3 separate regions of the Homo sapiens genome follow, and all the other regions are linked to region 1. The links are chromatin contacts, found by Hi-C or POLR2A ChIA-PET in ENCODE. All regions are on one chromosome and are shown on one strand. The core of a region is the stretch at or near the end of the contact, and the rest is flanking DNA. Distances in the headings are between cores, read along the strand shown. Region 1 holds the start of MGST3 (microsomal glutathione S-transferase 3). Region 2 holds the start of RCSD1 (RCSD domain containing 1). Region 3 overlaps STYXL2 (serine/threonine/tyrosine interacting like 2).

Region 1 (4,715 bases), core at 619-3,118:
AACCGTAGCAGTATATTCTTCGAAACAAATATTGCTTTAAAATGCTAGATGGTTCATGGTCAATTGTGGTCGGTAATGGTGTTCTAAATATAGATTCAGAAGATTTAAGTATAAACATAGGGCACAATATGTTTAAATACAGATAGATGTGCAGTAGGCACTGAATTGCTTTTGACAGATTGATTTGACATCCACCTCATTCCAGACTGCTCCAGGGGCTTTTTAGCATTTCTCTGAATAGTGGGTAAAGCCCTTCTTTCCTGTATGTTCCTTCTCGGTGCTAATCTCCAGGCGAGGAGGATCTCTTCCAGGATTGTGTCTTTTCAGAACTCTAAGCCAACAGGAAGAAATCTAAATAAAGCGGAAGGCTGCCCTTCTCCAGTTTTGTTCCTTAATCTAAGGAGGCCCCTGTAGCGCAGTTTCTATAGTTGGCGACAGTCTCCCTGCAGATTTATATATAGTAACATTGGTTAAAAAAAATCACTTGACAAAGTTTTCTATTTCCGTAACATTGTGTCAGGAGGGAAGCTTAACGGAAAGTCTTCCCAGGGATGAAAGTATTTGTTTCTATTTTATATGTTAGTTTTAACTCCTTAAATTCATCTCCTATGAGAATAAACATTCTTGATCTGACTCAATGTGCTCTCTGAATTCACTGAAATAAAATATAGCCTGTAACTCTGACCAATAACCTGGGGTGCCTCCCAGAACTGCTGGCTCCAGGTGATCTACAGATTTCCCAAGAGAAGCGCTGCAGCTCCTACCCACCAGCAATCTAAAATCTGCAGCAATTCCGCAGGACCACACCTAGGCCCAACAGCACATACCTGCAGAGCCGGAAGCGCCTTCCCCTCCAGGGCATCTCCTGTCCCCAGGGAAGGAATTAAAGTTCTAACCCCTGCCTCTCCTTCTACCCATCCTAGTATCTGCTTTTCCTTTACCTCGTCTTCCACACTTACTTGCCCCCGACGCTATTATGTAGCTTGTAAACTCGTGACTCTCAAGGAAAGTATCAGCAGAAGCCACAACTTCGGGGAATGACTCACTAAGGAGTCTCCAGCGCCTTCCACCGCCCTGCAACTGCCCCACTACTGTAGCCCTACGGCTCCGTGCTGCCACCCCACATAAAGAAGGGGCATTTTCTGAAATCCAAGGAAGAACCTGAAGAGTCCCCCACCCGCCTAGAGGCGTCTCTTGCTCTAAGTCAGCGGTAGGAAATGACCACCTTCCCAGTACAAATGGACAAACGATTCTAAGAGGCAGGAGGAAAACAAACACAATTCCTTCAGAGGCTCTCCCGACCGTCCCTAGCAACACATCCCCACCGCAGCGGGTGCATTGCTCACAGGCCACTTCTGAAACCAGTGTTACTGATCAGGCCTGCACAACCACTCCCCCGGCAGTGTCCGGCTCGCCATCCTCTGCGCCGGAACAGCAGAGGGCAAGGTCGGGTGGTCTCCGGAAGGCAGAAAGGTGCCCCCAGACTGCAGAGCCCGGGGACAGCAGGAGAGGAAAGGAAGGAATGGAGGAAGGGTTGACCTTGAGAATTTTCCTGAGTTACACATAAATAGGTCGGGCCTCGCTTAGACGCTCCCAACCCACTCCACCAGGGAAAAGATGCAAGGCAAGGGGAGAGCAGAGAGGGTGGAAATTCAGATCGCTAATTTACTGATAAGGGTGGGGGGAGGTTAGAGACAGCGGGTCTCTATTCAGCTCGCATAGGCTGAAATATGGGAGTGCCCTGCGCAAAGGCTGAAGTGCCCCCGGCGGCCCGGTGCTCGTGGCTGCCCGCAGGTGCTAGCACTCACCTGGATCACCTTCGAACAGCTGGAGCAGAACAAAACTGCGCAGCGCGGTGTGGGTGCGGCGCCCTCGCCTGGGGCGGGGCTAGATGAGGCCAGAAGCAGGCCCCGCCCCAGCCGACCAGCGCGCGGCCACGCCCCCAAGGCGGGGCTCCTGGCGCTGGCGCGCGCTGTCTAAGTTGCCAACTCAGGGCCACTGGTTGGGAGGTGGAGGCCTAATTTTCTTCCTGCTCATGGTCGTCCAGCGATTTACTCCTCTCATTCTCAAAAACATATATCTACTCCCCCAGGTGCCTTCGTGGCCATCTTCCTAAACTGTCCCAGCCAGGTCATACCTCCCGGATTGGGTTTGCAGAACAGTGGGACGTGAATAATTTGTCCCCAGCAGAGCCACCGTAGCGGTTTTAGGCGCTCTGCTGTAAGGGCGAAGCACGGGCATGCAAGGCGCGTGCGCGAAAGTAGCCGCGCCTCAATCGATGTGTCCCTGAGGCGCGTAGCTGGGGCGTGGGCGGCGCTTGGTGTCCCAGGTTGCTACACTCCCGAAGTGAATGGATTTATCGCTGTTAGGGCCTTTTTGTTTAGGGCCTAACAAATATTGTTAGTTTTGCCGAGAGCTGGCGCCGAGCCCTGCCCTCGTGGTGGGCCGTACCCACGCCCCCTGAGCGCGGAGTCGCGTGGCTCCGGAGTTTTGTTTTTTTGAAAGGAGTCTCCCAATTGTCCGTGGAGTTTTTTTTGCGGCACATGGAGTCTCTGCCTTCGCGACCCAGACCTTTGATGTGAACACCTGCTCCCGTTACGCTCGGGTCCAGCGTCCGGGGCGGGGCTCGAGGCCGGGTGGAGGAGGGGTGGGGGCGGGGGTCTTGGTCTTGGGTGAGACCTGCAGATACGGTCGGGCTGAAGGAGTAGAACTGGCTTCTAAATGCCGGAAAATCCGAAGGAACTGACTGCAGAAGGCACGTTTCCAATTTTCGCGTGTTTTAAGTGCACCCTCCCGCCACCTCTCCTCTGGACATCCCTCATCCTTTTGAAGATTGCCACACCTGGGCCCCTCCTAGAGTCTCCTCTTTGGAGGATTCCTCACCTCCGAGAGAATGCTTAGGAACCCACCTGAATGATTCCAAGTTAAGGTGTGGAAAGGCAGAAATCTAGATTTTTGAAGGCTCTAGGTTATGTGTGTGTTTCTTTTTATTGGGTTGTCATATTTGCACATCTAGAGGTACTTTGAGAGCTCATTAAATCTTTACTGTTGCTGTTTCAGCAATTTCCAACCATTCTCATACTTTCTGTCATGTTGGGTTTCTGTCATGTTGGATGTAGAGAGGGCTTTGTTTTGCTTGAACATTGAAAGGAAGTAAGTTAGGGAGACAGTTTTGCATTATTGAGGCAAGTTTCTCCACTTGCTGGCTGTTCTACGTAAGAAGTCATTCCAAGGTGGTGGAAGGGATGATTCAAAAATCAGGAGCGGGGATGCACCTTGCACCCTCATTTTACACCGGAGACTGCAGTCTCAAAAAAAATTTGGCCTCTTCTTTGCCAGTTATCTCTGACCACAGACAAGTACTTAACCACTGAGGACCTTCTTTTAAAAATCTTATTACAAAAGCAGTATTCCTTTATATTAGAATTTTCGGAGATACAGAAAAGCCCACAAAAAAATTACATACACACACAATAGAATCATACTGTATATTCTGTTTTGTGGTCTGCTCTGTTCACTTCATAAAATGTAAACCCTTTTTTTGCTTTTCATTTCTTTTTCTTTTCTTTTGATACATAAACCAGAGTGTCACTTTATTGATTTGCAACTGGGAACCTAAGTATGTTGTGGACTAGAAAACTCCTGTCATGCACTCAGTGTATTTTTTTCATGTAGGACGCTTTTCATTTCTTGAACGGTTCATGCTGCAACATTATTTGGCAATCAGTGCATGTCTTTTCATAGCATGGATGTACCAATCCTCTTGCTGGAGTTAGCTTGCTTTCACTTCTTTCCTATTGCAGTGTACAATCTTGTAGATAAATCTGTGTACGTGCTTATGATTTCTTTTTTTCACTGAATTCCTTTGCAGAGGAATTTCTAGGTTTTGATCTCTGTCAATAAGATGCACTCCAGGAAGAGAGTTACAGTCCTCTCCCACACTGGATATTGGATATCATTTTCTTCCATCTCTCTAAAGGGGAATAAGACCTTTCTCACAAAGTTATTGTGAAGTTCAAGTGAAGTGAGGACAAAGTGCTACACAAAAGTCCTGCCCTTTTGTCTCAGGATAATATATTTTGCAAGTCCTATTGAGGTGGGAAGTTAAAGAAAAAATTAAAAAGAGAAGTAAGTTTTCCTGTATTAGGCTGACTTGTTCCAGAGGCAGCAATGGGCACAGCCCAGACCCAGGGAAAGTCTTGATAATACTATCTAAGGAGCCAGGACACAAAGGAATGTGCTCTGGAGACTCTCCCAGCACTCCCTCCACATAGGGAGAAGAAAAACAAATTTTCCTTTGTTTTATGGTATGAGTTTATGAAAATTCCTGTTCTCTGTAACTGGTGACTTCAGGTATTCTGTTTTATCTAAGCAGTAGAGTGAAGGTCATAAACTGTCTGAGCAGGCCACCTGGACGCTATAGTGAAGGTCATGGAATAAGCCGTGCTAGGCACTAGGCAAACCTAGATAATGGACATCTGGGTTGCATAGCAATGGTCATGTGTAATCCTGAGTTATGAACCTGTTACAGTTTAATTAACTGTCTTTGTCCTGCCTCTGTATCCCTGCTTTCATGCCACTGTAAGCCGGCTTCAGGCTGGTCCACACCCCTTTTTGAGGTGTGTATAAAAGTCAAGTGCTGTCTTTGTTCTGGGCCCGGTCTTTGGATGTTAAGTCTGCTGGGTCTGAGTGCACTCAATAAAGATATCCTTATG
Region 2 (4,715 bases), core at 1,347-3,846, 2.0 Mb before region 1:
GCAGTTGCATGTTGTTTTTTTGTTTGTTTGTTTCATTTTTGTTGTTTTTTGTTTTCCAGGCATTTGGACAAAGAAACTTCAAAAGCAGCCACTGTCCAACCAGCAAATTGATGGACTAGGCTTAGTGACCTACTGGATGTGAGACGCAGGGTGATTTGTCAGGCTTCTGGCTGGCTGAGCTATTCCCTCCCTGCGTCCCTCCCAAACCCTAGCACGGGAGTGATTTTGGTATCTTGGTGGAATCCTGCATAAGTTACTACACATCTCAATAAGGGAGGGCCTTCTCTTTTACTGCAATCCCCTCCACCCCCCAAGCCACACAGGAAGTTGCTCAGCTGATAGTTTCAGGGCCTCTGCCATACACTATTCCTTCCTCATCTGAGGGGGGAGAAACTGCCTCTGTGGAAGGAGACCCTCCTTGTTTTCCTAGAACAAAGTTGACACTTGCATTTGGCCCTCCAGCAGCAACCTGCTTGAAGTCTAAGAGTTGCTTTTCTCTTATCTCCAATCCTTTTCTTCAAGAGGTTAGACAGGCCATACATCATAGTGAATCTGCAGCCTGGGGCCTAAGGCAGTTTGTACACTTCCAGAAGAGGGAAGCCACTTCTAAAACAATTTCTTAAGGAGACTTCACCCAACCCAAGAAGCTGGGTGTTGCCTGGGCCATTTCCCTCCTCTGCCCTGAAGCAGTGGCCAGCTCAGAGAGAACCCTGTTGTTTTGTGTTTGTGTGATCTTTGGGTGGATGTGTGCACACCACCTGCTGAGCTTCGCTGTGTGCGTGCCTCACCGCCAGCCCTAATCTGCCAGAGCTTCCTGGCCTTGCAAATGTTTCTGTGGAGGGTCCATATTAGACTCCAGTGGTTCTTGCAGTCTATAAAGTCTCCTTGAAGGTGATTCCCTGTTCCTTGAAGACAACTGGCTGGGCTGGATGCCTGAATATAGCTCCCTGACTTCTCTAAAGGACAAACTTATTGCCCCTTTAGAGAAGTCATGAAGCTTTGCCGGCAAGCACAGAGTCTAGCTTAGAAAACACAACCAGGGCCAGGAGTGGTGTGGCTCATGCCTGCAAATCCAGCACTTTGGGAGGCCAAGGCTTAGAGGATCACTTGAGCCCAGGAGTTCAAGACCAGCATGGGTAATATAGTGAGAACTTGTCTCTACAAAAAATTTTAAAACTAGCCAGGCATGGTGGTACACACTGGTAGTCCCAGCCACTTGGGAGGCTGAGGTGGGAGGATCCTTTGAGCCTGGGAGGCAGAGGTTGCAGTGAGCTGAGATTGTGCCACTGCACTCCAGCCTGGGTAACAGAATGAGACCCTGTCTCAAAAGAAAAAAATAAAAAGACCACCAGGGCCCAGGCACAGAGCCTGGAGCGGGGAAGAGATAGCGGAGTTAACTGTGAATCCTGATTGCACTGACCACAGTCTAGTGAGCAACACATGTTTCCTTTTGAATATGAGTGGGAATCACCTTTAAAACTATATAACATTTGCATCTTCTCAAAAGCCCCAGGTCCTACTAAGATTGACTTAGGGCTACATATCAGGTCTCATTTTCAAGGAGGAAACACAGGGAAGCCTCAAGATGTGCAGAAGAGAGGGATGTGGGGAATACACCCAACCACTCCTCTGCTGAGGTTGGAACAGAACAAGGAAAGTCCCCGGACCTCCTCTCAGCAGGCAGAGAAGTGCGGGGCCTCCCTCTGGCAAAGCCTGCAGATGTGGCCAGCATACCTCCATACACACAGCTTCAGAGGCAAGGGTGTCCAAGGGAGTCTTAAGTTTTATCAGAAATAATGTCATTCGACTGACCAGTAAGGGGAGCTTTCAGAAAGTTATGGAAGAAGATGCGACAGACACAGGAAGGACTTCAGAAGCAAGAAGACAACTGGACTCTCTAAAATGCCACTCCGAAAGCGAAAAGGGAAGCCCACAGACCCACGAAGACGTGCTGGCCTCGTGTTGCCAGTTCTGTTTCTCTTTCAATACCCATCTCTTCAGATTGAAGGGCTTCTGCCTTCTTGCAGTTTTTGCTGACACGTTTACCCATTTACAAACCTTGGCTGCACCTAACTTTTTTTTTTTTTTTTTTTTTTTTTTTTTTTTAGCATTTAAGTTCCTAGCCAAAATACCCGGGCCTCTAGGAAAGCCCTTTTCTCTCCCTCTGAGATCTTTCCTTACCAACCCCAGCCTCCCAACCCGGGTGTCCTAGGTGGGACCAGGGACGATCCTTCGGAGTTGGTCAAGGAGGCGTCGGAACAGCAGGCATTTGCCCTTCTAGTTGGCAGCAGCGATGAGCCGCGTGCTCCATGCTCAGGGCAGGGGCAGCCGCCCGGGGAAGGGGCGCCCGATACACCGCTCACCGCTCAGCCCCGCGTCTCCCTCCGGGGTCCTTTACCTCCATGTCCTTCAGGTGCCGACTCTGCGGCAGACGCACCCGCTCGCCCGGGCCGGAGCTCACGATCCCCGCTGTCCCCTCCGCTCCCGGCCGTGGCCAGTTTCGGGCTGCGGCGGGCACAGGGCGAGTGGGCGGTGGCGCGCGCCCGGCTGCGCTCGGCTGCGGGACTGCCCCGGCCGCGGGGGCCCTGCGCGAGAGAACGAGGAAGGAGGAGGAGGGAGGGAGGGAGGAAGGGGAGGGGAGGGGAGGGTGGGGAGCGGGGAGGGAGGCCGACGATCAGGGTTTAAATTTAGACGCAAATCTAAACAGATACTGTCCCTCCCAGGGCAGGACTCAAGAGCGGGAGCCACGACTCCATGTGCCCAAACATGGGGATGGGCAGCCACCGGGCCCCTCTGTCTCGCGAAGTTTCTCAGGACCCTGGGCTTTGCCACGGTCTCAGTCCTTCTCAACGTCTCCCTCCCTTAATGCGCCTTCTTTCTTTTTCCTGTCCCTTCAAGAATTAGAGTGGTCCTTTAATTCTTTTTGTTTCCTCTCTTTTCGATTTCCTTCTTTTGTGTCCATCCTTCCTGCTTTCCTTCTTCCTCTCCCTCTTTTTAAAATTGCATTACTGTCATACCTGGTTTCCCTGCAGTTCTTGGGTGGAGTTCGAGGACCCTCCCTGGTGGAAGGCGTTTGTGTTCTACCAAAAGAGGAGCCCTTCTGACCGAGGCTTCAGAGCTCAGCGTGGCGCCGACGGGACCACCTTTCCCTTCTCACCTCTTTTCCTCTCCACCTTCCAGGAAACCACTATCTATCCATCTATCCATCTATCTTCTGTATACGAGTAGAAGGAGGAGGAGGAGGAGGAAAATCAGGAATCCACGCAAAGTTTTCCAAGCTCCCTGAAGTGGTAAATCTTTTCTTCAAACCTTGCTTTGACTGATGCATTCGGTTTTGTGGGAATTTTGGCTCCCACAAGCTGCTTGCTAAAGGGCCTCGTCTCCATTCCTGTTAAATATAGCAAAGGGCAAGATGCTCAACATCTGATTCCCATAGGGCCCAGCATAGCAACCTTCCTTTAGGGCCATCCCGGCTGGGCAGCAGAGACCGCATGGGAGGGATTCGGGGACTGGAATCTGCACCAGGGTCACTCCCTGCTACCCGGATCCCGGCCCCCTTCAGACCCTTCGGCAGAGAGAAACAGGAAAATGCCTTGAGAGACCTGTGAGTGCCAGGGTATTGGCTGGGTATATGACGCCTCTGGGTTATCCCACAGCATTCTCACCCGCCCAACCCCAGCTCAACCAGGGGAGGGGAGCCCCATCAGAGGTGGGCAATGGGACAGGTGATGGTGAGCACTGTGAAGAGACATGTGGAGAAACAGTAGAGAAAAAAGGCTGAGAGTCTGCTCCTGCTACAAAGACTACCCTGATTCTGGTTATCCCGGCACCATCTTTGCACTTTCAGGCACTTAGATTGCTGCTTTGGGTACCAGTCTTAGAAATATGGCCTCCTTCCTGTCCTAGAACTTTCTAAGGCCCAACTTTCTAAAACACTGGCAGCCCTAATGCCAGAGTGGCTTCTAGTTCTTTAGCTTAGCTAAGCATAGAGGAAGACGCCTGGTTTTAGGAACAGACAGATTGAGGGCTGAATTCCAGCTCTGCTACTTTCTAGTTGTATTTTTTAGACAAGTCACTTAACTGCTCTGATTCTCATTTTCCTCACCTATACAATGTAGTAGGCACTCTGCAAAAAGTGGCTGTTTTTATCATGCTTAGCCCCATGTACAAGCTTCAGATGAATAAGAGCCTGATATTTCTTTTATTTAGAGACAGGCACTCGGGGACCCAGTGAAAAGAGCCCTCACTCCCAGGAATTAATAGTGAGGCCCCTCCCAGTCCAGCCACATGGCTGCTCAGGTGAAGACTCGAGAGCAGAGTCGGCAGTAAGGAAGGGTATTTACTGGTAACCTGCAAGGCACACTTTTGCTCGTGCTTCTTTCCTTTCTTTTTAAAGGTGCAGGACGTAGTGATGACTGCATAGTCTACTATCAGGTCTTCTAACTCTGCTCCACAGGGCCTTTTCCTTTCTCCCTCTACCTAGTCCTCCTTTGTGCTCAGAATGGGGCTGCCCCAGCACAGGTTTCTGGCTTCACAAACAGGAGGGCGGAAGTGCTTACCCAGAGGAAACCGTTAGGCCTAGATAACATCAGTCACCCAAGGTGACTTGCAGCTGCTCCCCACGCCCTGCTTAGGCCTCTCTTGGCTGAGAACAGATGACCACAAAGCAAACAAGCTTGGCCTCCACCATGCTCCTGGGTCCCCAGTGCAGAGTT
Region 3 (4,715 bases), core at 1,182-3,681, 1.5 Mb before region 1:
CCCCTCAAGTCCCCAAAGTCCATTGTATCATTCTTATGCCTTTGCCTCCTCGTACCTTAGCTCCTACTTATAAGTGAAAACATACAATGTTTGGTTTTCCATTCCTGAGTTACTTCACTTACAATAATGGTTTCCAATTCCATCCAGGTTGCTGCAAATGCCATTATTTTAGACCGTTTTATGGCTAAGTATTATTCCATAGTATATATATATATTTGTGTGTGTGTGTGTGTATATATATATATATATATATATATATATATATATATATATATATGTACCATATTTTCCTTATCCACTTGTTGACTGATGGGCATTTGGGCTGGTTCCATGTTTTCACAATTGTGAACTGTGCTGCTATAAACATATGCGTGCAAGTATTTTTCACATAATGACTTCTTTTCCTCTGGGTAGATACTCAGGAGTGGGATTGCTGGATCAAATGGTAGATCTACTTTTAGTTCTTTAAGGAATCTCCCTACTGTTTTCAATAGTGGTTGTACTAGTTTACATTCCCACAAGCAGTGTAAAAGTGTTCCCTTCGCACCACATCCATGCCCACATCTAAAAGTTTTCCAAACTTTTAGATTTCTCTTCTTTCTCAGGAACACCGATTATTCTCAGGTTTGGTCATTTAACATAATTCTAAATTTCTTGGAGGCTTTGTTCATCTTTCAAAAATTCTTTTTTTCTTTGTCTTTGTTGGATTGGGTTAATTTGAAAACCTGGTGTTAGGAAAATAAAAACAAGAGAGCAATGGAGAGAAAGCATCTCAATGGCCAAACAGGTTTATTCACAGGAATAAGCCTGCAAGGGGTTTCCGTCAGGAATCTGGTGGAGACCCTGATAGCTTAAAGCTGAGGTTTTTATAATAAAGTTTCTACAAGAGAGGGGTTGGGGAAGTGCTGGAAGGTTGGAACTGTAAGGGGCTGGGAAAGGATGTGGTAAGGGCCAGTCAGTCTTTGTTGTGGTCAGGATTGTTATGCTCCGTTAAAGGTACCGGTGAGGTTGACATTTGCTTTGTTTCTGGAAACACTGTCACCAAGGTAGAAAACACAATCACCAAGGTGGAAAAATGGCATTACTATTGTTAATTCTCACACCTTGTCTTTGAGCTCTTAAGTTCTTTCTTCTACTTGTTTGATTTTGTTGAAACTTTCCAGTGTATTTTGTATTTCCCTAAGTGTGTCTTTCATTTCCAGAAGTTGTGATTTTTTTGTTGTTGATGCTATCTATTTTTCTGGAGTTTGTTTTGTTCATATCCTGTATTATTTCTCAAATTTCTTTAAGTTGATTTTCACCTTTCTCTGGTGCTTCCTTGAGTTGCTTAATAATTGATCTTCTGAATTCTTTTTCTGGCAATTCAGAGATTTCTTCTTGGTTTGGATTCATTGCTGGTGAACTAATGTGATCTTTTGGGGGTGTTAAAGAACCTTGCTTTGTCATGTTGCCAGAATTGTTTTTCTGGTTCCTTCTCATTTGGCTAGACTATGTTGGAGGAAGGATCTGGGGCTCAAGGGCTACTGTTCAGATTCTTTTGTCTCATGTGGTGTTCTCTTGATGTGGTGCTCTCCTCCTTCCACTAGAGATGGGGCTTCCTGAGAGCTGGACTGCAGTGACTATTATTGCTCTTCTGGGTCCAGCCACCCAGTGGAGCCACCAGGGCTTCAGGCTTGTACTGGGGAGTGTCTACAAAGAATCCTGTGATGTGATCGACCTTCAGGTCTCTCAGCCATGGATACCAGTAACTGCTCCAGTGGAGGTAGTAGGGGAGTGAAATGGACTCTGTGAGGGTCCTTGGTTATAGGTTTGTTTACTGCACTCGTTTTCTCAAATGCTGGTTATGGTAGCAGTGAAGTTGTCATGTGGACAGACTCAGGACCTCTGGTTAGCCAGGATGTTACAGATGATAGAATTAGCTGTTGTTTTCTCCTTTCTTAGAGCAGCATTGTTCTTTTATGAGTTGTTGTAATGGCTTGAGCTGGTTGACCTCCAGCCAGGAGGTGGCACCTTCAGGAATGCATCAGCTGCGGTAGTATAGGGGGGAAACAAACTTGTCCTAAGGTCTTCTGGATAAATATTCAGGTTTCTCAGGTGATGGGTGAGGCCTTAGAGCTTCCAAGAGATTATGTCTTTTGTCTTTGGCTACCAGGGCATGTAGAGAAAGACCATAAGGTGGGGGCAGGGTTAGGTGTGTCTGAGCTCAGACTCTCCTCGGATGGGGCTTGCTGTCGGGGATGGAGGGTGTGGTTCTCAGGCCAAAGGAGTTATGTTCCCAGAGGGATTGTGGTTGCCTCTGCTGCATCATACAGGTTGCCAGGGAAGTGGGGGTAAAGCTGGCAGTGGGTGCCTCACCCAGCTCCCACACAGCCAGCAAGGCCAGTCTCACTTTCACTGTGCCCCACCAACAGCACTGAGTTTATATTTAGGCAGCCGGTAAGCAGGGATGAGATCTTGCCCCAGGCTATAAGCCTCCCTGAGGAGAAAGCAAGCAGAGCTTTCAGGCCCTGCCACTACCCCACTGTGGTGGCTTCTGTGCTCTTGTTTGCACTTCCTGTTTGCCATTCCCCCATCCCCATTCTGCCCTGGACAATTTACACTTGGTTGAAATTATTACAAAGTTCAGCTGGAAGTTTCCTTCTCCCTGTGGTCCTTCCCCAATACCCCTGGCTGCCCTCCCCAAGGACCCCTGTGAGATAAAGTCAGAAATGGCTTCCCTGGGGACTGAGAGTGCTTACAGGGCTCTTCCTGCTGCTTCTTCTACTTTTATATGTTTCTCAGCTCTCTAAATTCATTTTACCTCTAGGAAAGGTTAAATCCTTCTCCTGTGATCTGGATTTTCAGGTTCCCCAGTGAGGATGTGTGTTTGGAGGCAGACTTTCCCCCTCTCACACTTTGGGCATTCACAGTTTTTTGGCTATCTCATGATGTTTGCAGAAGCAAGCTGCTTCTTTGAAAGGGTCTGTGAATTGTTTCAGTTTTCCTGGTATGTTCCTGTGGTAGTTCTTGGAGCAAAGGTTCATGATGTGAGTCTCTATATGCTGTTCTGTTCATCCAAGTGGGAGCTGCAAGTTAGTCCTCCCTCCTATCTGCCATTTTTCCCCCCCATAACTCTAATCAACTCAATTTAATTCATTTCCAAATTATTTTGGATGTTAAAACTAGAGAGGCCTTTAGAGATCTCATTGTTTGGTGAAGATAATAGAGTTTTACGATAGCGGTTGTGTTGGCTCATTTCCATTCTAGCACCAAGCATTTTCTGTGACGAAAAGATGCATTTTCAAACAAACGTTATTGGGGAGTGGGGGTGGATTAAGGGTAAAGTTCATGGGATATTATCTTTTGGTGTTAAAACTAGAGAGATCTTTGGAATCTCATTACTTGGTGAAGACAGTAAAGACTTAAACACCTAGTGGGGGTGGCAGTGAGCTCTATAAAGGTACAGATTAGGTGGATTAGGTGGTCTTATTTACCTGTGTCTCTAGCAGATGGAGGGTGATCAGTCAGGGTTTGATGACTGAGTGAGTGGATGTACAGACAGATGGGTAGATGGATGAAGAGCTGGATGTCTGGATGAATGGATGGACCATGGTAAGGCTGGGCCAGGTGTCCACATACAACCTAGGGGATCAAACCTGATGATTTCCAAGGGCCTGTAGTCTCTGGCCCTTCCTCCTCCCCAGCCTCAACTTGCACTGGGTTCTCTTTGGCTCACTCCTTTCCAGTACACTGGTCTTCTTTTGGCTGTCATTCTCACCAAGTTCCTCTCTGCCTAGGGACTTTGTAGAAGTCCATTTCTGCAGCCTGATGGTTAGTCCTCTCCTGCTTCCCTCATTTTTCAGATTTTAGTTCAATCGTCCCTTCTTTAGGGAAGTCTTCCTTGATCTTGCACCATACACCTGTTTTTATGGCACTTCTATCAGATGTGATTTTACACTTATTTATGAAATCATTTGATAAATATTGGTCTCCTACACTAGATCATACCCTCTATGAAGGCAAGGACCATGACTGGGTATTTTGTTGACCATTGTGTTCCTAGCACCTAGGAGAATGTCTGGCACACAGTAAATGTTTCATAGATAATTTCTGACTCACTGACTGAATATGTCTTCAATAGAACTATACTTAAGGGAATGTGGCAGTTACAACAATCAGCAATAAGATCTATCAAGTGTTTGCTGCATGCTCATCATTTTACTGGGACACCAGTAGTAAGTCTCAAAGCAAAAGCAGGATCTTGGCTGTGTCCTCTCCATGCCTACTCTCTGCCCTTCAGAGGCCAAGAGGTATACAATATCTGAGGCCTATGTTAGCAATTAGTAATTTTTTCTTATGGTAGAGTAATGGTCACCCCAGATCTGTGATACTCTTTGCCTAGAGAGGTGGGGTCTATGTCTACTGCCCTAGAATCTGGGTAGTCTCTGTGACTACTCTGACCAATAGAATACAACATGGTGGAAGTGATAATTGATCAGTTTTTGAACCCACGTCTTGAGGGAAGCTTTCCTTCTTTGGGTCTTGACACTCTTTTTCTGGGAACTCCTGAGCTGCCATATAAGAAGTCCGACTACCCCCAGAACACCAAGCTAGAAAGGCCACTGGTCAACAGTCCCTGCTGAGCTCCCAGCCAACAGCCAACCATGTGAATGATCCTCTTAGAAATGGACCTTGCAGCCCATCAGGCCACTCCAGCTGATGCCATATGAAACAGA

The links. A loop is a pair of places that touch in the nucleus more often than their neighbours do. ChIA-PET counts read pairs that join two places held with the same protein, here RNA polymerase II (POLR2A). Pooled maps may share reads with other maps.
Region 2: a loop to region 1 is called in a pooled map, with 16 times the contacts of the local background. The contact joins the promoter of RCSD1 here to the promoter of MGST3 in region 1. A Hi-C loop is called at or near these places in 1 of 37 single-sample maps with no recorded cell type and 7 of 50 pooled maps. POLR2A ChIA-PET finds 5 or more read pairs at or near these places in 1 of 52 experiments (A673).
Region 3: a pooled map shows a loop between it and region 1 (3-fold over the local background). The contact joins the enhancer-like site here to the promoter of MGST3 in region 1. A Hi-C loop is called at or near these places in 2 of 50 pooled maps.

What each region holds. Positions count from the first base shown.
Region 1 is chr1:165,628,387-165,633,101 of GRCh38, reverse strand. MGST3 (microsomal glutathione S-transferase 3) reads right to left here and starts at 1,868. Exons shown (of 6, transcript NM_004528.4): 1 at 1,809-1,868. RefSeq lists enhancers at 1,194-1,363, 2,417-2,947 and a silencer at 1,794-2,033.
Region 2 is chr1:167,628,113-167,632,827 of GRCh38, reverse strand. RCSD1 (RCSD domain containing 1) reads right to left here and starts at 2,596. Exons shown (of 7, transcript NM_052862.4): 1 at 2,399-2,596. The coding sequence starts at 2,404. RefSeq lists enhancers at 1,810-1,879, 4,398-4,447, 4,458-4,627, 4,708-4,715 and silencers at 2,420-2,639, 2,660-2,739.
Region 3 is chr1:167,107,032-167,111,746 of GRCh38, reverse strand. The region is part of intron 2 of STYXL2 (serine/threonine/tyrosine interacting like 2); the gene reads right to left. Among named protein-coding and RNA genes, the nearest start is that of STYXL2, 15 kb to the right of the region's middle. Within about 2 kb of position 2,431, at least 3 of the 41 ENCODE cell types and tissues checked have a DNase peak (open chromatin) inside an H3K27ac peak, as active enhancers do.